Regions from separate parts of the Homo sapiens genome. Here regions 1, 2, 3 and 4 are each linked to region 5. Evidence: chromatin contacts called from ENCODE Hi-C or POLR2A ChIA-PET data. All regions are on one chromosome and are shown on one strand. The core of a region is the stretch at or near the end of the contact, and the rest is flanking DNA. Distances in the headings are between cores, read along the strand shown.

What was found. Hi-C counts contacts between places; a loop is a spot of excess contacts on that map. ChIA-PET counts read pairs that join two places held with the same protein, here RNA polymerase II (POLR2A). Pooled maps may share reads with other maps.
Region 1: a loop to region 5 is called in a map with no recorded cell type, with 4 times the contacts of the local background. The contact joins the promoter of FST here to the enhancer-like site in region 5. A Hi-C loop is called at or near these places in 1 of 37 single-sample maps with no recorded cell type and 1 of 50 pooled maps. POLR2A ChIA-PET finds 5 or more read pairs at or near these places in 1 of 52 experiments (WTC11).
Region 2: a loop to region 5 is called in a map with no recorded cell type, with 14 times the contacts of the local background. The contact joins two enhancer-like sites. A Hi-C loop is called at or near these places in 3 of 37 single-sample maps with no recorded cell type and 3 of 50 pooled maps.
Region 3: a loop to region 5 is called in a map with no recorded cell type, with 8 times the contacts of the local background. The contact joins two enhancer-like sites. A Hi-C loop is called at or near these places in 2 of 37 single-sample maps with no recorded cell type and 2 of 50 pooled maps.
Region 4: a loop to region 5 is called in a pooled map, with 13 times the contacts of the local background. The contact joins two enhancer-like sites. A Hi-C loop is called at or near these places in 5 of 37 single-sample maps with no recorded cell type and 4 of 50 pooled maps.

The regions. Positions count from the first base shown.
Region 1 is chr5:53,478,407-53,483,161 of GRCh38, reverse strand. FST (follistatin) reads right to left here and starts at 2,533. Exons shown (of 6, transcript NM_013409.3): 1 at 2,286-2,533; 2 at 91-282. The coding sequence starts at 2,370. RefSeq lists an enhancer at 1,231-1,300.
Region 2 is chr5:56,667,908-56,672,561 of GRCh38, reverse strand. No RefSeq gene overlaps it. Among named protein-coding and RNA genes, the nearest start is that of C5orf67, 64 kb to the right of the region's middle. RefSeq lists an enhancer at 2,067-2,116 and a silencer at 2,066-2,360. Within about 2 kb of position 2,406, at least 15 of the 41 ENCODE cell types and tissues checked have a DNase peak (open chromatin) inside an H3K27ac peak, as active enhancers do.
Region 3 is chr5:56,147,281-56,151,753 of GRCh38, reverse strand. All of the region lies in intron 6 of ANKRD55 (ankyrin repeat domain 55), which reads left to right. Among named protein-coding and RNA genes, the nearest start is that of ANKRD55, 84 kb to the left of the region's middle. RefSeq lists a cis regulatory region at 2,784-3,284. Within about 2 kb of position 3,078, at least 4 of the 41 ENCODE cell types and tissues checked have a DNase peak (open chromatin) inside an H3K27ac peak, as active enhancers do.
Region 4 is chr5:56,691,237-56,695,947 of GRCh38, reverse strand. No RefSeq gene overlaps it. Among named protein-coding and RNA genes, the nearest start is that of C5orf67, 87 kb to the right of the region's middle. Within about 2 kb of position 3,412, at least 3 of the 41 ENCODE cell types and tissues checked have a DNase peak (open chromatin) inside an H3K27ac peak, as active enhancers do.
Region 5 is chr5:54,899,647-54,904,742 of GRCh38, reverse strand. No RefSeq gene overlaps it. Among named protein-coding and RNA genes, the nearest start is that of ESM1, 83 kb to the left of the region's middle. RefSeq lists a silencer at 4,914-5,071. Within about 2 kb of position 3,247, at least 2 of the 41 ENCODE cell types and tissues checked have a DNase peak (open chromatin) inside an H3K27ac peak, as active enhancers do.

The DNA.
Region 1 (4,755 bases), core at 1,284-3,783, 1.4 Mb after region 5:
CCTACTCCCAAACCCCAGTCAGGTAGTGGGGAAGCTAAGGGTAAGACGCCCTCTACTGAGGGCCTGCAAGTTGGGAAGAAGGAGTCCTACCTTTACAGGGGATGCAGTTGGGGGCGCCCCCGTTGAAAATCATCCACTTGAAGAGTGTGTTGTCATTCACGTCCTCCTCGGTCCACGAGGTGCTCAGCCGGCCGGTGCTGCAGCACTCCTCCTTGCTCAGTTCGGTCTTGTACAGGACCTGGCAGCGGCCGTTCTTCGCTTGACGGAGCCAGCAGTTCCCAGCTGTGAAGAGACAAGGGTGGGGAGGTGGGTGAGTGAGCAGTGAGCGGTGGCAGGGCAGGGAGAGCGAGGTGGCTAGCGAAGGAGACCCGGCGGGGATGGGGAGGGGGTGAGCGTGGAGGAGGGGAAGTGAGAGAGACGCGGGAGAAAAGTAGGAAATAAATCGAAAGGGGTGGAGGGGTGGAAAAAGAAGGCAGTGGAGGGGGAAGCCCTGATCACAGAGATGGGAGGTGGGCGAGAGGGAGGGAGGGAGAGAGGGAGAAGACAGGGCGCCCCAGCCATATCAATGTCAGTTACCAGTGACCCAGACACAACACGTGCAGCTTGCATTGACTTTTACTAGACTGTTTACTTTTATTCGTCCCATTTCATAACCTGCAGAGACTCGAAGAGCAGATTAAAGAACCTGACAAAAACAGGATGCGACGGATGTTTTTACATGCTGGTTTCATGTAGGCGGGTACAGGAATTATTTGTGACAGGGGTTAAGAAAGTAAGAGAACGAGAGAGAGGAGAGAGGAGAGATGGAGGGGAGAGAGAGGGAGAAGGAAAGAGAAAGAAAGAAAGAAAAGAAAGAAGAGAAAGAAAGAAAAGAAAGAGAAAGAAAGAAAAAAAGGAAGAAAGAAAGAGAGAGAGGAAGAAAGAAAAGAAAGAGAGAGAGAGAGAAACAGATCAAGCAAAAGGCACTTCTGAAAAATGAAAGCAAAAAAGCAACCCGGCCCAGCCCGGAGCTACCCCGCGCGGCCTCCAGGCGCAGCCAGCCCGACGGGCCCGTTTTGCAATCCGCCAGACCGGAGCACGCCCGCGGCCACCGCGATCTTTCGAAATCTCCGAGGGCTGCTTTCCTCCGCGCCCACGTCCGGGCACCAGGCAGAGCCTCTCCTCTAAAGGCGGGCAACCCAGCGCAGTGCCATGCAGACGGCGAGGGGCAGTGCCCAGGAGGGCAGTTTACAACATACTTAAAATGTTAACGCTGAAGCAGGGAAAGTAATGCCTTAAGGTGGGGGGAGGGGGGAGTCTTCCTACCATTTCACGGTTATAAGTACCTATCTCATACCTAGCAAGAAATATTTGCAAGTGATTTCTCCCTCTTCCCCCTTTTTAATGTTCGGATTTGGGTCGAGAAGACTTCTCATGAATCACCAATATGACTTTAACAATCATTGGATCGCAAGCTGCTATTATTATTTTAAACATTCTGCCCAAAGACTAATTGAAATAAACAAATCTATTTTTAAAAGGCAAGCTTCAGAAATTTGCTCTTAACCCATTTCAGAATTTAAGTCAGTTATGGGCTGCTCACTGTTTTACAGAAAGCTAAGGGTCAGAAAGAAGAATGAGGCAGAGGGGAAAAAAACTGTAAAGTGCTCAAAGCACTTTGGGGTAATAATTTGGCTTTTTTTTTTTTTTTTTTTTTTTTGCGAGAATGGGGGATGGGGTTGGAAGAAGCATCCACTAGGCAGAAAGCTACTTCCCTTGAAAATCTTCAGCACCCACATTTCCAAGTTTGGGCAAAGTTTCTGAAACCACGTCCCCCAGCCACCAAATAAAATTCAGTATCTCTCCCCCAAACCCCCAGGTTTTCTTTTCTTTCTTTCCTTTTTTTTTTTTAAGTATCCAAAAGATGTGGGAGGGAGAGAGATGAGACTGCAAATGGGTCGACTGAAATCTCCAGGCTACTACTGATACTTGTTCCCTTCTTCAGAGCCAAACAGAGGAGATCACATCTAAAGTTATCATGGCCAGAACTTGGAGCATTTAACCCTAACTACTAAGACCCCAGCTCGCTCCCTTTCCTTTTTCAAGATAACCGAGCTCCAAACTCAGTTCCCAGTCCTAAAGTGTCATTGCCTACAATTTTCCCACTCCTCTCCATCCCGGAGTCCCCAAGTTGGTTCAACATCTTCCGAGAGCAGCGTTGCTCAGAACAGACCAAGTGGAGACCACAGAAAAGTCGACCCCCCTGTCCTCAGCCAAGCCTCCCCAGCGCATCCCCACTCGCTTACCCTGGGCACTGCGGTCCTCCATGAACTGGCAGAGCAGCAGCAGCAGGAGGCAAAGCCCACCCGGCTGGTGCCTCGCGCGGACCATCCTGGGGGCAGGCGCGGGGCGAGGAGCGCAGCGGCGCGGGGAGCCGGCGCGGCGGCGGGTGGCTCGGGCGAGCGGCGCGCGTCGCAGAGGCCAGCGGCGGAGGGCGCAGCGATCCCGGCGCAGCCCCGCGCTCGCCGCCGGCCGCCCGCGCGATTCAATGGACGTCAGAAGCCGGGCGCAGCCGCGCTTTAAATCTAGACGGGGGTCTCCGCGGTTTGCGGTGGGCGGTCTCCCAGTGTGTGGGGCTGTGGGAGGGCGGCCGCGAGCGAGGGTGTGCGCGGCTCCTTGGGGGTGGGGAGCTTTCAAAAGTTCAGTGTGAATCAGGTGACATTTCCCACCTTCTGGAAACCCTTCCCAATTATCTTTCGGAGGTGCCCGAAATCAAAACGGCTGGAAGGGAATCGTCGAGTTCTTATTTGCGTAGGAGCGAGAGGGAGGGGGAAGGCGACCGGGGCGGGGGTTGGGGGCTACGCGTCGGGGGTGGGGAGTGGGGAAGAACACCCACTTCAAGTCCTGCTCGCCGCCGCTCGCCGGCAGCGCCGGCGCGCCCGGGGTGGCGGGTGTGTGTGTGAGTGTGTGTGTGAGTGTGTGTGCGCGCGCGCGCGAGTGTGAGAGGGAGGGCGCGGTGGGGGCGCTGGAGGCGGTGGCGGGGGGAACCCGGGAGTTTGTCTCCGTGCTGCCTCTCCTCCGCTCCAAAGAGACTTTTGCAAACGGCCGAAGAGCCCCGGGCTGCCCAAATATCCCGCCCCGGGTCGGGTCGGAGCGCGCCGGCCTCGCGGCGGTTCCGGGCACCCGCAGCCTGGGCGCGGGACCCGCGAGGTTTTGTGTCTGGGTCTGTGAGTGCCTGACTTTGCAGCCACCCCCAGCCCAGAGGTGTTGCTAGGAACCCCGGCCCCGGCACCTTCCACCCTGGCAGAGCGCTACCGAGACGCGGCCCTTCGTCTGGACTAGTCGGAAGCAAACAAAAATGTTTAACACCTCAGGCCCGGTCTCCCCGCGGCACAGCCTCGCCCTCTCCCTTTCTTTTCTCCCCTTTCACTTCGCGGCGTCTGGAGTCGGAGCCCGGAGCGGGGGCGCCGACGTAGGCGGTCTGGCCCCCCCTTCCTCTCCCGCCTGGAGACTCCCCAGTTTCTGTCCTGTGTGCCTCTGTCTGTCTCTCAGTCTCCTCGGCTCCAATCTCTCTCTCTTTCTGTCTCGTCTTCTCTCTTTTCGCGGAATAAAAAAGATTGCAACATCCATAATGAACTTCTGTAGCCTCAGTTTATTAAGTACAGTGCCTGGCATTCTTCGCTGAAAGTTGGCGGGTCTCTCATTTATAACATTTTTGGCACCGCTGAATGAAACTGAGGAGGCGATATTTCCTTTTATATAAAACGATTACTTCACGGAAAATGCTATATTGTTTATTCCAAAGCTGCCTTTTAAATTTGTTCTTTTCGCATCTGAAGCCCGAAGGACAACAGATAGCGAAGTATGCAGACAAAATTCTTGGACATTCGCAGGTCACTGGGATTTGTTCTACGAATTTCAAATCTGCCCTTCTTCCCCCCCTGCAACTGCCCTCCCCCCGCCAGACCCTCCCCCAGTCCTCCTCTAGCCCTCCCACCCCCCATCTTCCGTCAACCTTCCCCCCTCCACAACTGCAAATAACTCAGTGATAACAGATTTTTTTCCACCAACTGCAGGAGATAGTGCTAATCTTTTAATAAAAGATCCCATTACAATGGGATCTGTCTGGACAGACTATAATAGATCCCGAAATACAGCCGTGCTAATATTAGAAGACAGTTGTTTGGGTGCCTCTCAGACGGGCCCAAGCCCCCCTTTGAAAGTGGGCATGAATCACAAAGCCCCGCGGCCGCCGCACCTGCACCGCGCGCATTCGGTGCAGCAGGCTGGTAAAAGCGGGTGACCTCGCCGCCGCTTTTCGCTTTATAATTACCGTCATGAGGACGGGAGGGGAGGGGCTCGGGCGGCCCGGGGGAGACTGGATTTTGCTCACTTCAGACGGCTGTGGGGGCTCCACATCCTTCTTAATCTTTCCAGAATCATTCTGTCTGTTTCTGTCTCGCTGTCTCTCTCCCCTTCTCCCTTTCCCTCCAGTCCTCCAACTCATTCCCTCTGCTCTCTTTCCCCTACTCCTTCCCCTCTTCTCTCCTTCCCTCCCTCTACCCAGACTCTACCCGTACTCTCCCTCCCTTTTCTCCCTCTCTTTCTTTTCCAGTCTCCTTTTCTCTCTTCCCTCCAACTCATTAATGTAGAGTTGTTTAGTGCCCTCTAATGGCAGACGACATTAACAATTAATAGCAAACTGTCCCCTTTGCAGGAGCCGCCACTCAATGGCAGAGTTCCAAAGCTGAATTTATTTCTTCTTTATTCAGAGAA
Region 2 (4,654 bases), core at 1,157-3,656, 1.8 Mb before region 5:
GACTCAGTGCCTGAATTTCTGTAAGGGATACTAATCTGGTTGGAAAGGAGATGTGGGTCTCTAAGCTGAATTAAGGTGGTTATTTGTATAAGAACATGAGAAAAACATCAACTGCTCATTTCAAAGAACGAAAGAGTGATAAAGGCTGCCGATAGGATTTGGACAGGGAAGGAAGGTACCGAAGCTGTCTTCCTCAGAAGCATAAACACATGGGAGTTAGTCCTACTAAGTAACAGTGTGGACTCGAAGTAGTCCCTGAAATTTCTTTGAACCTCAGTTTCCTCACCAGTGAACTGAGGGGCTTAGATATATTATTTATAAGGTCAATTCCAACCCTATTTTCTGGTGGTGAGATCAGGTCTCAGATTTATATTCTCAGACATAACTTTCATTAAATTGGAAATTTGAGATCCAGTTTCTTTTTCTGCAAAATGAAAAGTTTGACTAAAATGAACTCTAAGGTTTTTATTATTATTTTTTAACAGGTCTAATATTCTTTGTTTTCATTGTGTTTTTGGATTTTTTTTCTCTGCCCAATTGGCTCTGGTAAAATTTAACCTCTTCATTATGATTATTGGTTGCTTCTTTTGTTCGTTTCTTTGAAGTTGTGGTCACACACACACACACACACACACAAAATGTGAAGATATGTCACATACATTTGTAGATGCAGTGTGTGCTATCTTGCTGTTGGTGACCACTAACTTTGCCTTGAGACAGGGTGTGGAGCAGAGATACATCCTTGAGGTTTGTTTTATTCTCTAAACTTGACAGTGAGAGGACAGGAAATGGTCCATTGAGAAACTGGTGACCAAAAAATGCTGAAATTCTTCTTTAACCTCAGTTCCAGTCAATTCACATTGGAAACCGCAGTGCTTTTAAATTGCGCATTCCTAATTCTCTGATTTCTCACCCCTGTGGCTTGTTTTAGGGTCTCTAGGTGTATATTCAGTCAGCTGAACCACTCGAAGGGCCTGGTCACACCTGTGTCTTACCTTTGTGCCTCCATTTCTACAAGTACAAAGACATGGAGGAAACAGAAATTTTGCTACCTCCTTTCAGTGTTAAGTTTGAGATATCCTGATAAAAACCTTCAAAAAAGGGACTGAATGTTATTATTATTTTTTAAAGTAAAGACAAGAGGTTTATGTCCTACAGTTCTGGAGTCTGGGAAGTCCAAGGTTGAGGGTCCTGCATCTCTGAATGTGAATTTTTAACAAATGTGTTGGGGCTGGAGGGTTGGGGTGAGTTGGAATGGGGACAGAGCTCTTGAAAGATGCTTATTAAATCTGCAGTCCTTTCTAACAGACTTTTACAGGTAGGAACGCTTTCTTTGAGAAAGATGCACAGAGCTTGTCCTCTTCCCTTGAAAGCCATGGGCAATGAATGATAAAGTAGTTAGTCATCACAGAGCACTGGTGACTTAACTGCTCAAATCAATAAATATTCCCATTTCCATTGACTCATTTAATGGGAAAAGAAGGTCACATGTCAAGAAAGAGGGAGGGGATGGAAGAAAGGAGAGAATGAGTGAGACAGGAATTTTGAAATGTATTAGAACGTGTTTTTTTCTAACATTTTAGTATGAAGATTCCCAAATTACAGGAAAGTTGAAGGAATTAAACAGGGTATACCCATTTACTCACAACTTGGATCCTGCAATTAATATTTTGCTATAATTGCTTTATTACCTCTATTGATCCTCTCAAGAGTAGCAGTCTGTGAGTTTTGATGAAGGCTTACTTGTGTGACCCAGTCCTAACCGGATATAAAATATAACCTTCATCTCAGAAAATTCTTTCTTGCCCCTTCCCAGGTAATCCCTGCTCCTACCTCACAGCCAGAGGCAACCACTATTCTAATTTTTAAAACTGTAGATTAGTTTTGCCTATTTTTGAATTCCATGTTAATAATACCATACAGTATGAGCTCTTTTGTATGTGAAGCTTCTTTCATTTACCATAATATTTTTGAGATACAGTCAGGTTGCTGTGTGTAGCCATTTATTTTTTAAACCACAATAATCTCTATTCATTTTTAGAGAGTCTCAGGTTAAGAGTTTCTTCTAAAAGCAACAGGAAAAATAAGCTGTTGTTTTTTTTTTTTTTTTAAGATAGGGGAGAGAGAGTTGAAAGGAACCTGAGTGAAAGGTACTTTGGCCTCTTAATTTTCATGATAAAGAAGTTGAGGCCCCGTCATTGCTCTGGGGCACGCAGACTGAGCTGAAACTGGAACCCAGGTCTCCTGATTCACGGCTTGAAAGGGTTAGGAAGGCAGCTGAGTAGGGTGGTTGTTTGAGCTGAAGCCATGTGAGAATAGAGAGTTTCGACAGAGCTTTGCTTTAGAGGATGTGAAACTACAGTAACCTCATGTGACAAAAAATCCTCCGAGGCCTTGGTATGGAGCCAGAGGAGGAAGTTTGACATGGCCTCTGGTTACCAGCTCCACCTCTGAACCCACTGGCCCAGGATGACTTATGGTGAGCTCTCTGATTTGCAATAAAACTAGACATGGGACAGAGAAAGCTTTTCTGCACCATGCACAAGGCAGGACAATGCTAAAGGAGGGGGGGGAAAAAAAAACAAGAAAGACACCTTCAGCCACATGGCCTTCCCATAGCAGGGGACCCAGAGCTGAAAATAAAACACCCAGGGAGGAAGGGATGCTGTGGTTACAGACAGAGCCTTTGTCTCCCAAGTGCATGTTCCAATTCAGCCCAGGATGACAATGACCTGGAGGTTCCTGCCTGCCAGCTGTTGGCTGGCCTTTGTGAAAGTCCCCGAGCTCCAGGCCAATGCTTAGCGGGCAGGTATCCATATCGTGAAGCCAATTGGCACTGCTGGTACCTTTGTTGATGATGTGAGCACAGCCACTGGGAACCAAGGCTGCTGGTGCACTCTTGCTACCAGCTGGCAGGTGCAAACCCATGGGCAGGTGCCCTGGGGAGAGACGGTTCATGCTGCCATGGTAACCGATAAAAAAAAGGAGGTTTCTTCAAGGTCAGTTTGCCCTTTTTTCTGCTAGAGGATATTGTGAGGAAGAAATGAATTTGTGGCAGCCCTGACTTGTGTGTAAATGTGTCCTTCATCTGTTTTGAATTGACACTTCTAATTGGATCTAATATTAGTGTCACCCACTGGGCAAATCTGGGTATTGGTGGGTCTCCTGGGCTATGTCATTGTGGACAAAGATCAAGTCACCAGAGAAGTCCCAGAAGAGACGTTCCAGTGTAAACCAAGCAGGATTGAACAAAGAATTCCAAAAGTGATTTTGAAAAGGCTGACAGTCAGGTTGGACAGGTTCTTCGGGCTATTCCAGGATGTGAAATTAATGCGGACTGTCTGAGGCGTGTCACCCTAGATGTCCTTTAGCCAAACTGTCCTAGGTGCAAGGAAGAAGGGACCCTTGTCAGCTTGCTTGGTGCCTCACGAGTTTGTCACAATGCATTCATTGTAAAGAAGCAAGCTTTCCTTATCATCATTGTCCTTCTCTCTGTAAACCTTCTGCTCATGCCTTTACCTTGGGCAAATACATTTTCTGGCTTTGATTTAAAAGTTCAGCTTCTTGATATTAATATTTCTGCGCTTCATTCTGATAAAAGTTGTTCTGACTCAGGTCATTGGCTTGGGTGTCAGTAATTTTCCCATTTAGCCTCTCTTGTGTGTTTTTCATATTCTGAGATTTCTGTTGGCAGAAATAACAGCATTGTATTAATTAATTAATTAGTAGCATTGTGTTATTGCAGGGGCTTCATGAACCCCTGGGAGAATTTTACTCTGTTCTGCTTACTGGGATGCTACCAAAATTATTTAGTACCCTGACAATCAGAAATATCATTTTTTTGGATAAACTCTAAGCAACTTGCCTGCAAGTATAACCATGGAGGTTGGCCTCAGCTTCCCAATGTACAAAATGAAAAGATTAGATTAAATGATGTCTTCAGGTACTTGCCAGCTGGTTTTCTAAGATGTTTGATTTTAACATAAAAAGAAAACCTGTGAATATATTCAACAAATAACAAATGGAATTTACAAAGCTCTGCACTGGATCCTTGTATGCAGTAAATATTTATAATTCATCTACCAAGTCTGGGTGCTGGGGCTATGGAAGCGGATACAGCATCATTTTCTATTCTGAAGGATCTCATAGCCTAATGAGGGAGGGGTCACAAGAAAAAAATTCTTCTCAAAATTGGCAGGAGTTTGAAGACAAAATTCTGCTTGGGAAAAGAACTTACCTTTTGGTTTGGAAGAGCTTCTAAACTGACATGTTTAATGTAGAAAGATAAGTCTTTTTCCCTGAGCCCCCTCAACTGGCAGGGCCATAACTAAGGTGATATTGAGTGAGGCACTTGCCTGGGATACAAAAAAAAAAAAAGGGGTCGAGGGGGATGTCAAAAAACTTCGTGGTTAAGATAAACTGCACTATAAAGTAGTCTTTTAAAAATCAAAATTAATGAAAACAAAATCCCTGATGAACAAAGGATGAAAATTTAAAATAAAGAGAGGATCTGATCCTGCATGTGTATATACCCTTTCCTCACTTTCCTCCCCCTAATCTTGGCCCTGGTTCTATTAAAATTTTATACAACTTGTAATTTGATTTTTAAAAGCATAGCATTAAAATATTAGAATATTTTAATATTAATATAATT
Region 3 (4,473 bases), core at 1,829-4,328, 1.2 Mb before region 5:
GCAACCTCCGCCTCTTGGGTTCAAGTGATTCTCCTGCCTCAGCCTCTTAAGTAGCTGGGATTACAGGTGCCTGCCACCATGCCCGGTTAATTTTTGTATTTTTTGTGGAGATGGGGTTTCACCAGGTTAGCCAGGCTGGTCTCGAACTCCTGTCCTCAAGTGATCCACCTGCCTCGGCCTCCCAAAGTGCTGGGATTATAGGCGTGAGCCACCACGCCCAGCCTAGATATATATTATATCTAGATATGTTATATCTAGGGAGAAAGAAAGAATTAAATTCAAGAAAAAGTCATGTTATTTTATTTTATGGCCCTTTCTTCTTTTGTTTTGTTGACTCAGCTATCCAATTTATTTCCCAGACTTGACTCCAGGTGACTGTTATTTCCAAAACCTACTCTCAAAAAACTAAGATTTTCATGGTATTAGAGGTGTTTATGAGATATAAATAAGTAAATAAAATTTTATACCAATTAGAATTTTTTAAAAATGTCCTGTAGACTTTAGAGCAGGAGTCCTTACCCATATTTATGACATGGACACATCTTCATGTGTTTGTGAAACCTATGGATAACTTCTCAGAAACATACCTGAAATTAGGCTGGGTGCAGTGACTCACACCTGTAATCCCAGCCCTTTGGGAGGCCGAGGCAGGAGGATTGCTTGAGCTCAGGAGTTCAGGATCAGCCTGGGCAACATGGCTAAACCTCATCTCTATTTAAACTTCTTTTTAAAAGGAAAAAAATATCAAAAAGGAAAAATATCTGAAATTACAGAAAATGAAACATATAAGATTGCGAAAGAAATCAAAATATTAAAATACAGCTATCAAAACATTCTTTTATTTATTTATTTATTGAGACGGAGTCTCGCTTTGTCGCCAAGGCTGGAGTGCAGTGGTGCGATCTCAGCTAGCTGCAACCTCCACCTCCAGGGTTCAAGTGATTCTCCTGCCTCAGCCTACCGAGTAGCTGGGATTACAGGCACCCACCGCCACACGTGGCTAATTTTTGTATTTTTTAGTAGAGGCGGGATTTCACCATGTTGGCCAGGCTGGTCTCGAACTCCTGACCTCAAATGATTCATCCACCTTGGCCTCCTAAAGGGCTGGGATTACAGGTGTGAGGCACCACGCCCAGCCTATTTATTTATTTATTGAGACGGGGTCTCACTCTGTGAGGCCAGAGTGCAGTGGTGCAATCTCAGTTCACTGCAACCTCTGCCTCCCAGGCTCAAGTGACTCTCCCACCTCAGCCTCCCAAGTAGCTGGGACTACAGGCGCATACCACCATACCCAACTAATTTTTTTTTTTTCTGTAGAGGCAGAGTTTCACCATGTTGCCAAGGCTAGAAAACATTTTAAAGACCAAATTTATGATAATAACATATAAGGTTGTTTATTAATGCGTTAAATAAGATTTGATGGTAGGAGCACAAACTGCTACAATTGTTGAAGTAGTGAGACATGTAGTGATCTGCAATCACTAATGTAATAGCACTGTACCTATAATTTATAGAGGTGGCAAAGTCACAGGTACTGTTTATACTACTGTGGGTTGTTGCCTATATTCATAATTGAAAAAGATGTTAAATTTCAATTAGAAGTTAGTGAAAATAGGCCGGGCGCAGTGGCTCACGCCTGTAATCCTAGCACTTTGGGAGGCCAAGGCAGGCGGATCATGAGGTCTAGGAGTTCAAGACCAGCCTGGCCAATATGGTGACGCCCATCTCTACTAAAAATACAAAAATTCAACGGGCGTGGTGGCTCGCACCTGTAGTCCCAGCTACTAGAGAGGCTGAGGCAGGAGAATCTCTTGAACCCAGGAGGTGGAGGTTGCAGTAAGCCGAGATGGTGCCACTGCACTCCAGCCTGGGTGACAGAATGAGACTCCGTCTCAAAAAAAAAAAAAAAAGAAGTTAGTGAAAATAAAGATGTAATTATTTCTCTGATGAAACTCACACATCCTTATTTCTATCCATGGATAGAGCTCTTGCTCTAGTGGCAATTTCCAAAAAAAAACCTCCCAAAAGTATTTTGAGCAATGAGTAGAATAATTGTATAGCCTCCCAAGGTGATCTCCTTGGAACAGGAAGATTGTTTTATTTTAATTATTCAACAAATATTTGTTCAGTACCTGCCATGTCTCATGTGGGCTTCATCCCTGCTATGATGGAGTTCACAGTTTAGTGCAGAAGAATGTAGATGTTCTTTTTTTGTTGAAAATTAAATCTATCAACTTAGGCTTCTATTCTGAAGGCTTTGTTTTATAAGTTTGTTCTTGTTAGAATTGGCTCCTAGACTTCTATGGCCTAAGTTCGTTTTATTGTTTTTCTTGTCTGATTTAAATTATGAAAACTCCCATTCTAAAGTCTTTTTTTAAAAATGTCAGACATATTATTCTTATAATTATTACAGGGAGAAAGTGAGAGTTTTTAAAGAGTGTCGTTATTAGCAGCCCTTCCTAGTGCCCTAAAATCCAACCTCAGAGTATTCTTGGCCTTCAGTTACAGTCTTTGGCTATCGTGATGCTCACCGTCTATCTACTCAGTTTAGGAAATTCCAAAACAAAGACAATGAATTAATTTACTAAGCTTTCTGATGTATAAGATTGTTTTTCAAATAAAAATGAAAGAAAATGGCTTTCATTACTGTACTTGTAACACCATCTAGTTTTTAAAACTAGATCTACTTTTAAAGTACATATTAATTCCAATTTTTTATCTAAGGGAGACCCTCTATCACTTTTGTTGGGGGTGATCATATATGATTAGAGGATTAAGTATGTTAATTTTTAAATGTCAACCAGAGCCAAGCTGCTGGAAATTCTAGATCCTTCAAAGCATCTGGAATTGTTTACTGACCTCTCAGCCAGCAGACACCTGCTATAATTCTTAACCCTCCCCCTCCACCACCCCACCCCGAACCGCCAACCAAGACGGGGAACAAACCAAGCACCCAGCCACATCAACATTTCTCTCTGTGTGCCTTTCAGTGTTGTCTAGAGACACTCTAAAAGTACAGTTCTGAAACATGAAACCTGCTAAGCACTAAAGCAGATTTCTGGTTCAGAAAACACAAAAGTGGTTTTGAAAAAAAAAAAATGTTCTGAGAAGCTGATAGGACTTGTAAGCCTTTAACTGAAATTGTGGTGGCACAGGTTCAAGGCGCAGAATTACTCATCAACACAAGACACTGTTCCAAAGCAACCCTACTATGCACCCAACAGTTAGAACATACATTTTGTCTTATCAGCAATCTAAAATCAGATCCCAAGTCAACCAAAACTTAACATTTCCCCTCAAAACATTCTGGAGAGCTTATATTTTTAACTGAATATGTGTTCCTCCTCACTCTTTGAGCCAATCAATACTTTTTGATTTTCAGAAGAGTAGAATTCTCCCGTCACCAGGGCCATCTGGGTGTTTGTTGCAACATGCCTGATAGTGACTGCTAGATTGTCAGCTCCTAGATGCTTCGAAGGCTCAGTTTATCCCTCAGTGAAACTCCAGGAAGTAACTGGTTGGAAAGGTCTCCATAACTTGGACACAGATGGCTGTCTTATCCAACAGACTCTGATTTTATATTCCCTATGAGTCCAAGTGATCTTTGATAAGCTGCAATTCACTAATTAATTCTTCCAGTAAGCATTTCTTGAACACTTACTGTGTGCTCAGTGCAGGGAGCATACCATGCTGAATATGCCACAGCATCTGCCTTTATGTGCATCACAGCTTAATCGTGATTTCTGTCACTGCTTAGTACAGATACCAATTGCTAAGCCTGATGTTTGCCCCTTAACTGGTCACCAGAATTTTAACATAAGACAACTACAATTTCTGCGGGCCCAACAGAAGTTGAAGAAAGAAGAAGAAGAAAGGAGAAGGAAGCAGTTGTAGGAAAATGTTCCTAAATAAAGTGTGCAATACCAACCGCTGCCTTTGAGCTGCTTTTGAAAGCTTTGGTTTTCACATTATTAACTCTAAGAGGATTTATTCTTATTTCTCATCAGCCCAAATGAAAAAAAGAAAAAGAAAAAAAAGCGGCAGGAAATTTCCCTTTACTTGACTGAGTGTTCACAGCCCATTTATATTGCACAAGTATTTAGAAAAGTAATGAAGTAATTTGGGTCTTGATTTGGAGCCATTCAGAGGATCACCAGTTATTTTCAAGATGTTCTCAAGTTTTGTGGTGACGGTGAACTGGGTGGGAGAATATGTATTATGTATGTGTATATATCTTATAAAAATAAATGTTTGCCAACTGCACTTTCAGGAGGACCCTTGAGGCAATGCCAAATGAAACAAAAATATAGGGTACCAATCCTTACACTAGTAAGAACCATCATTTTAGAAAGTAAGACAACCTTGAATCCAGCTACAATTACAAAGAAAGGAATTTTTTAGCATCTGAGCTCATTCCCAAAATGAAATTCTACCACCATGATGTGTGGAAAGAACATTTTTTTCTCCAGAGTC
Region 4 (4,711 bases), core at 2,163-4,662, 1.8 Mb before region 5:
TCTTGGTATTCACACCCTTATGTAATGGAGTCAGGGTGCCCAACAGAATACAGCAGAAGTGATGGAGTATCACATCAGAGATTAGGTTATAAAGGCCGTGACTTCCATCCAAAAGTCTTTTGTTCCCTTCATCCTTGCTAATAGGTCTCCAGTTTCTTTCAAAGCAGCAATGTGTCCAAAAACAAAACTAGAATGACAACTGCGACAAAATCACATCTCCTCTCCTGGAGTTTCTCCTCTCCTGGCCAGCGTTATACTTGGAAGGTTTCTAGGAAAGCTTTGGTTTCCCTGTACAGGCACCACCCTCTTCCTGCTCTTCTTGTTTCCTGTCATATAAATGTGATGTTGGTAGTGGAGCAGCCCTCTTGTAACCATGAAGCAACTATGAGAATGAAAGCCACATGGTTAGGAGAATGCAGCAAGAAGCCAGAAGAAATCTCCATCCCTAATGGCTTTGTGAATCTATTATACCTTCTCTCCACTATCTACCTCTAGAGCAGAGCTGATTTGTATGTATATTGTAGCATGAATGGTGTCTCCTGGCATTGTGAGTGCCAAACTTTGCCTGGGGCAAAGCTGGATGATGTCTCGCCTACAAAGAACGAACTTGTCAGTTTGATTGTTGATACTTCTCACTTTTGGGAATGTGCTCACATGCTAAGAACTACAGAAAATTGTGTTCTGATGGATGGTAGATGGGAGGGTAGGGTGAGAGAGAGCATGAGAAAATAAATAAGCACTTCACTCGAAGTGTCCTGTTTTCACGGCACTGTGCCATATTTTATTTATTTATTTATTTATTTTTTTTTTTTTGAGATGGAGTCTCACTCTGTCGCCCAGGCTGGAGTGCAGTGGCTCAATCTCGGCTCACTGCAAGCTCCGCCTCCCGGGTTCACGCCATTCTCCTGCCTCAGCCTCCTGAGTAGCTGGGACTACAGGCGCCCGCCACCACGCCCGGCTAATTTTTTGTATTTTTAGTAGAGACGGGGTTTCACCGTGGTCTCAATCTCCTGATCTAGTGATCCTCCCGCCTCGGCCTCCCAAAGTGCTGGGATTACAGGCTTGAGCCACCGTGCCCGGCCCGCAGTGTGCCATTTTATAAGGTCATGTCCTCTCCGTAAACACCTCTGATATCTTCCCAGGTCTAGTTTTTGCGTCTGCCTCTGTGCTGTACTTTATTCTTGTCCTACCCACTTCGAAACTGTCCTTTGAGGGCAGGGATCATATATTGTTTTATTTCATATTTTTTATAAACTTTTTCCAGCTTGATGTTTCACAAATATGTAAAATAATTTTTAATGGTTATGTGTTTGCTCTCTTTAATTAGGGAAAGTAATATAAGTTTCTGTCCATAGCAGGGATAAGCTTTCCTTTAAAAATACATTTCTTTACTTTTTAAGAAATGAGTTGATTTAAATAGAAATACTGACAGCCCAGGTCATGTGTAGAAAAGGCACAAGGTAAAAATTGTGAAGGTGGCACTAGAGATTGCCAAGCACTGACACAGGTGCTCAGTTAATGTCATTGGAACTGAACTGGGAGGAGAAAGCAGATGTGCTTGGGTCTGTTTTGGTCGGGGGAGGGAGGAGAAGGATGAGGATCAGCACAGTAAGGTAGGGGGGATAAGGAGAGGGGGAGACAAGAAGGTGAAAGGGGACGGGAGAGAAGCTTTAGGGTTGGAAGCAGGGTGCATCAGAGCCACTACTTGAAAAGGGAAGGGAACAAACAGTTTTATTGTGAGTCCACAGAGTATCAAGCCCTGCACTGGGTGTTTTATACACATTATTTAATTTCAACATGAAGGAGAATGATGTAGGGAAAAAGAATTGGGGACCATGTGGGGAGTATAAAAGAAAATGAGCCCTAAAACTGGAGAAAGGGGATGAAAAATGTGGGAGATGCCCTACATTTATCTAGAGGGAATCTTATTTAGGGCATGGGTGGATGGATGGTGTGTATGGAACTGTTTTGTTATGCAGCTGCAGGACAGGCACTTTGCCCTGAGATTTATGTAGAACATTCCCCTTGTTTTCCCACAATGCACTCCTCATAAAGGGGCTTCCTTCCCAGAGCATGTGTAAACTGAGGTCAGAGTGTTGATTAACCATTGAGGTATCCACTTTCAATCCTGTGTTGTGTATGGCAGCGTAGGGGACAAAAAGGAAGATTGCTCATTTATTTATTTGTTTATTTTATTTATTTATTTTTTTGAGACAAGATCTCGCTCTGTCACCCAGGCTGGAGTGCAGTGGCACGATCATGGCTTACTGCAGCCTCAACCTCCTGGGCTCAAGTGATCCTGCTGCCTCAGCTTCCTGAGTGGCTGGGACCACAGGCGTGTGCTACCATGCCTGGCTAATTTTTTTAAGTGTTTTGTAGAGATGGGGGTCTCACTATATTGCCCAAGCTGGTCTCAAACTCCTGGGCTCCACCTCCCAAAGTGTCGGGATTACTGTCATGAGCCACTGTCCCTGGCCTAGTTTTTTCTTTATAGTTTAGATTTTCCCTCTGATAATTCTTCGCTTGCTATTTTTCAAATGTAATGGCAGCCTGGGGACTGGTGGGCGAGCGGTGGGGGTGCAGGATGACTCACCCAGGAGTCAAACCGAAGATCTCAGAATGTCTCTCTTATTTGTACTCTGATAAAGGCAAGTTCAGTTCATATTTATGAGAGAGTACCATAATAAAAGCAAACAAACAAAACAACAACAACAACAAAAAAAAACAAACAAAAAAACTCCCCAAAGCCAAAAAAACATTAAATCAACCTTTAAGTTCCGGTGTGGTGCAGCAGTCCTAATTTACCCTTTGTGATTTCTTTTATGTCTTGCTTCCAAATGGCAATGAACATGTCTTTCCACCACTCTGGGGAGGAAATAAGAAGTTACTCACAAAGACAGGTGGGGCTCAATCTGCAGAGCCAGGACACCTTGGACCTTGGCTGTTACAACCCAAAATACCTTTTTCGTTGTGTTTTAGATCTATACTTGTTTAAAAGTTGTTTTTAACTCATCCTCTGGGGAGCTCGGGTGATGGGGAAATAACTATTTCAACAGTTTGACCCTCTCGCATGCCCATCTTGGGAACCAGACGGCTGGGCTTGGCCAAGAATAAATGGAACTTGAGTTTCAAAACCTTCCTACCCAGTAAAGTTTCAAATTTGTAGCCTTTGAAGACAGAGAAGATGTGAAATGTAGCAAACTGCGTTGGACATTAACCAACAATTGTTTGGAGAATTCTCTTGCTTTTTTGGACAAGAAACCCTTGACAGCCATGATTTTAAAAATCCTTCTTTATAATCTTCTGGGTAACTGGGACTGTACGACCTCTGAAACCCTCTTATCTGCCTAAACATTCTTTGATCCACCCACCTTAAGCAGAACAGGAAAAGGTTTTGTTTGGTTTTGTTTTTAGGCGTTGTCGCACCCTAATGGAAACTTTTTAGGTTGTGTATTAGACTGGCCAAATTAAAAACATCTAAATACAACACCTCAAAACGTGTTGTTTATAATTCAGTGTGGAAATGAATAGAAAGTAAATTCAGCTTTGGGTTAAAAAAAGTTTTAACAAAAGTTATCTCAGTTGAGGAAACTCCATTCTGTTAATTTGATGTTCTCGTCCTTTCCAATCTCCTCACTCCCTTTTTGCTGTCGTTTGAAATCATAATCCATTGAAATCAACTAAATCTATTAAAATCTATCAAATCAACTTCTGATAACTGTTAAAATTCTTTTGTCATGTTAGGACTTCAAAAATGGCATCAGTTCAGTTACTTTGCTATTATAACCCCTTTGCGGGTAGGGAGATTAAGAAGTAATATGTAGAACAAAAGAAGAAACCACACAAGAGATGAAGAAAATTAAATTAATTTCCAGCTATGTTGTAATCTTAAGAGAAAGCAAAATGTACCTCCTAAATGAGTATCTATATATTCCATATATATGTATTTACACACACACTCACACACACACTCAATTTCCTTGGAACAGAAAATTATCAAGAGAATTTGAACTTTTAGTCAATTATCATTTCCCCAACATATGGATACCTTGTGATATATTCTTAAATAGAGGTGCTATTAGAATTTTTGGAGCTAAGTTATACTGAAAATATGACCAAACTTTAAAAAATACATAAGAATGAAGGAAATGAAACTGAATACTTACTAGGACTTCTGAAGCCTACTCTGAATTAAAATGAGGTAGAAAAAATAAACTATAGTTGCCAGGTGAGGACTCACATTGTCTCACTTGGAAATGGGGACATGAGCCCTTGGTACAATCATCTTTTTATCACTGGAAGAATTAAAGGACTTCCCACATCAGTTACTCTTTGATTGTTCCAAAACCCAAGTCCAAGTTCCTGTAATGCCTGGCAGTAACTTCTTCTGACCCAAAGTAAAGGTTAGTAGAACATAGCATTTCCAGGCTGTGATGTTAGAGGCACAAATATGACATGCTAATGTTACTTTTTAAACGTTACTCTAAGAAAAGATTTAATCTCTGCACTATTACTTGTGTTACTATCTACTGATGTAAAGAAAGCCATGACTTCTAGATTGGTGGATGGATTTTGGTGACAATCTTGAATTAGAATCTTGGCTTTACTACATTTTCATTTTGTGAACCTAGGCAAGCTAACTTCTCTGAGACATAGTTTCTTGCCTGTAAAATAGGTATAATAATAACCTCTAATGGGGTTTTGTGAGGAT
Region 5 (5,096 bases), core at 1,998-4,497:
CCACTGGAAGATTGGAGGAGTTTCATCATGAAGGGTGAAGGCTCGTGCGCCATACTTTCATAAATGTGTGTGCCTGGGAGGAGGGGACAGAAAGGACAGGACATCCCTGCTAGCTCTTCCATGGAAGGCTGAGCAAATAACCAGGGAAAGGATAGAGAACTGGAGTCACTCTTTGGGATTTAGGCTCATGATTCATACTGGCCACTGGAGGGTGCCCCTCTGCAGTCATCACTGCTCAGAAGCCCAGACTCAAATTCCAATGGTACAGATGCACCTTTTTAATGTGTTGCAGAGTTTCTCAACTTCAGTACTATTGATATTTTGGCCCAGATAATCTTCATGATAAGGGGGCTGTCCTGTGCACTGTAGGATGTTTAGCAGCCTATCTGACCCCTAACCACTAGATGCCAGTAACACCTGACCACCCAGTGATGACTATGAAAAATATCTCCAGATAGTGCCAAATGTCCCTGGAAGGCAAAACTGACCTTGATTGACATCAGTCAGTCCATTGTTCTATGGCTCAAACGCCCTTTCCCAAAAGATTCTTGTTTGGCCTGGAGTCAATGGACACAGCATTAGAAAGAAACAAAAATTGCTTTGGCCAAGTCTCTATTCATTTTCCAGTTAAACCCCAGCTACAGGATTCCCAGCCTAGGTGGCTTTGATCAAGTCTATCCAATATGATATAGGTGTCCATCCCACCTTCTCTCTCTGCAGCCATTCCATCCCCTCTTTTCAGAGCTCCTCCTCCAAATCCTCCAAGAGTGCAGATTACCAGGAAGTGAGGCATTTTGTAAACTGCTTTACACTAAGGCGTGTTTGTCACCTGGACTACTGCAGGGGATCATCATGCTGAGGGATGTGCACATTTAAAAGGAGGGAATGGCCTGACAGAGGGTATTGTCTAAACTTGCTAAATACTAATCTCTAGCAGCAGGATGCCAGGCACCATGTTATCTGTAAAATGGAGGACATTAATAGTGTTTCCCTCATAAAGCAACTGTGTGGAGCGAGTAAAGCACTTACAGCAGTGCCTGAAAAAAGTAAACACTCCTGAAATGCTAATCGTCCTGTTTTTGTTGCTGTCATTACCATTAGTATTTTTCTTATCTATCCAAGAGACATGTTTGGAAAGAGGTATGATAGCTTTGAGCTTGACCAACTTCCCATAAAGTTATCCTTGTCTTTAGTCTCTAACCTCTAATGCTGCATCTGGATACTTGAAACAAAACCACCATTAAGCAGAACTTAATGCTAAAAAATGAATCCACCTTGAAATCCTCCCCCCTTGAATATACCTTTGAATATTCTACCCTGAGTCCAAAAATCATTGAATAAATGAATGAATGAATGAGCTATAGGTAAAATGGAAACAAATATTTGTGAAGAACCTAAACTATGCAAGGTGCCATGGGGCCATCTAGAATATTAGACATAATTTTATGACTAATAAAGATACAGGCACTCAAATCACCAGGTCACCCCGCAGGGTGTAATGAAAGTTGAGAAGAGTATAAGGTGTACGGGAGTGACAAGGCTGGAGAGGTGACTTTCCCACACAGCAGTTTGGTGGAAAGGCACTTGGGAGTTGAGGGCAGGGGAGAGGAGTATTCTAAGCCTTTCTTTTGGGCCCTTGGGTTTTATTGCATTACCAGGAAGCAGCTGCCCCTCAATTACAGAGCCAGAGATGCAGTGCAGTGAAGTGTCAGTTTCACATGTGCCATCTGTAGAATCTGAAACCTCAAACTCATACAGAGACCACAGAGCACTTTCTGAGCCTTCCAGTCATGCCACCTGCATTCATGTTCTTTGTGGTTTCTGAGAAATGCTGCACAGTGAGCAAATGAACTAAATCACAAGTTGTGCTGAGCCAGAGAAATAGGAGACTTCTTGGAAGTACACAGCTGTTGTCTAATTTTCCCAGTCTCTTCCAATTCAAGCAGAGAAGTGTGTTGAAAATCTGTGTGTGTGCATGTGTACGCGTGCCAGAGAGAGGGGGAGAGAAAGAGAGAATGCCAATTGCTTTATTTTGGAAGGAAGATGAGGGCTACCCAGAAGTGAGAAACATTAGTGTTTATTCCTATTTTAACAGCAGACATTCAATGTTCTACGGCCTGTAGGTTAATTTACTTTAAAATAATGTGTTTAAGATAGATAGCAGATTTTAGGTACTTATCACAAACAAAAAAGAAAAAGAAAGGTAACAAAGATGATGGGCATGTTACCTCATTTGATTGTAGGAATCACTTCACTATGCATACGTGTATCAAGATAAGTATATCAAAACACCATGTTATACACTTTAATATATATAATAAAGCAACAATAACAAATAACGTAATTTGTATAAACTATATAATTTTTGTGTACAAGTTAAATCCATCATTTTAGAGGTGATTAATAGTCTTTGAAATCATGAGGTTATTAATTAGCTATGCAGAATCCTAAACAGAAACTTAAACCTCAAAAGCGAATTTCTTGGCACTTACTGAAATAAAGCCTGAGAGCATTAGTAAGTTAGCAGAAGGGATGTCAGAAATAATTTTAAGTGCTGAAATTCATGGAAGCTTAGTACAGGACTCACTGTCCTTTCACGAACATTCAGTGGCATATGTGAATGAAGGTTAAGAATCTGGTCAGCCCAGGACTTTAACGACTGCTTTCCAGGTTGAAAATTCCTTGGCTTCTTCTTTCACGGGCTTCATGGAGGATTTTTGTCACCAATTTGACTACAAAGATGAGCATTCACTCACCCTGGAATGTGCCTTTCATGTAAGGGGTGATTGTGCAGCTAAGGCAGAGAGTGGGACCTCTTCTGCTACATGCAGGCTGTGGGACTGAATTGTGACTTTAGGTGGAATTTGCCCCTTTTGTTGTTCTGCACCTGATGGTGAGAGTGTGGTGAAGGGAACGTCTAACTCCACCCACTTAGAACCTCCAGAGGATCATCAGCTTTTGATATTTACCAGAAAAATAGCCTGATGTTTGCTGAATGGCCAAATGGACTTAGGCTAGTTTGCAGCAGTGCAAGCAGCAGCTGCTCGATGGTAACGCAGGACGGGGAGCTGGTGAAGACGTTTTGTTCAAAAGCCTCATTTTGCAATACAGGCTTTCTGAGGAGGAGGGAGGCTGGACTGTGTTCTGTGAAGCAACTGTCTGATACAGTGAGTCACAGTCAGGAGGGTCTCTTGGCTTCTGAGAAAGGTTTAATGATGAGCCATGAGCTGCAACCTCCCTGGACAGAGGATGTGGACACGCCACAGCTGTTTCTGGGCTACTGCTGCATCAGACGCCGTTTACCCAGCAGCTGAGCATGACAGATGCCTTGTAGGTACCGGGCACAGTGCAGGTACCTACAGTACCTTGTATTTACCTTGACTCAGGGTATGGGAGGTAGCATAATGTGGTGGCTAAGGGCTTTGGTTTCAGAGACTTGGCTTTTCGTCCTGACTCACTGATAGGAAAGGAAGAGAAGCAGGAAGGAAATTCACTCCTTATTCCATGGGTTCTTGAGTCAGAACTTATTCTTTCTATTTTGTAAAAATAGAAGCTGTCACCCCATTACTAAATAGGAAGGAGGGATGATGGGGTTACAGGGCTAGAAGAATGAGAGAAACCCTGTGTCATTCAGAATGTCAGCTCCCGCAGTTTTCGCAACTGCTCCTGTTACTGTGTGGCCTACGATGAACATCTGTATGGATTGGACTAATGGACTAATCCTGCATCTAACCTTGGCTGAAGGAAGTACCTCGTATGGCCTTGAGTCTCCAGAGCTGCCTGTCAGAAGAAACAGAAGAAATCCCCACTGGCTGCTGTCAATCCACTGACTTGCTTTAACTTTCTTCCTTCATTGTAAAGTCTTGCTCCCAAATGCTCTGTGAGGACACTCGTTGAAGTGGCTATCATTGATTTATATTTCTGTGTGAGGAATTCCAGCCCCTTTCTTCAGGGTAGGTTTTTACTCTGAGAAATTATGAAGATGGCAGAGGAATAGAAGGGTCCCCATGGGAACAAAAGCAGGACTGGCATTTGGGGGTATTAAGATACACACTTTACTGACTTCTAAATTTTCCTTGAGGTCTCTGAGTTCTGCTGTAAAATAGTTTGGCTGGCTTTCCATTACTCTCCTATGAAAATGGTAAACTGACAACTTCAAATAGAAAAAAATTTCATATTAATTTCTTCATTTCTTCATCAACTACTTATTGAGTACATGCTGTGTCAGCTGCTGGTCCAGACCCTGGGGAGATAACACAGCATCGATGGTCACTTGGATTAGAGCAGCAACAGAGATGGAGAGAAGCAGATTGATTTGAGTCATGTTTAGATGTAGGGCTAACAGGACTTTGGGTATAAGGAAAAGAGATGAATGAGTGTTGATTCGTAAGGTTTGGACTTGAACCATGAGATAGATGGTGGTGCTATTACAGAGATGAAGGGGATGAGAGGAGGACCAGGCTTGCAGAGCAGAAGTCAAGGCTTCCATTTTTGTCACATTAATTTTGAGATGACTATTTGACAACTGGGGGAAAATGGCAAGCAGGCCTATCTTATTCAGTTCAGGCTGTCATAACATAAGGCCCCATGGACTGGGTGGCTTAAATAACAAACATTTTATTTCTCATAGTTCTAGAAGCTGGGAAGTCCAAGATCAAGGTGCCTGCACATCCAGTGTCTGGTGAGGGCATTCTCCTTGGTTTGTAGACAGCTGTCTTCTCATCGTATCCTCACATGGTAGAGAACAGAGAGAGGAAGCTAGCTCTCTGGTCTCTCCCAATAAGGAAACTAATCCCATTAATGTGGGCTCCATTTTCAAGATCGAATTACCTCTCAAGGCCCCCACTCCTAATACCATCACATTGAGGGTTAGGATTTCAGCATTTGAATTTGGGCAGGGAGGTGGGGGAGAAGGCCAGACATTTGGTCCATAACAAGGGCTTTGGATACACAAGTAAGGCTGAAACCCAGGGGGCCCCTCAGAACCAGAAGTATGAATTTGGGAGTCCTTTCCATGTAGTACTTCAAACCATGGGGCGGGAAAAAATTTGTAGATGGAGAAGAAGAGAGCAGGTAGGGCTGAGCTCTGAGTGCAG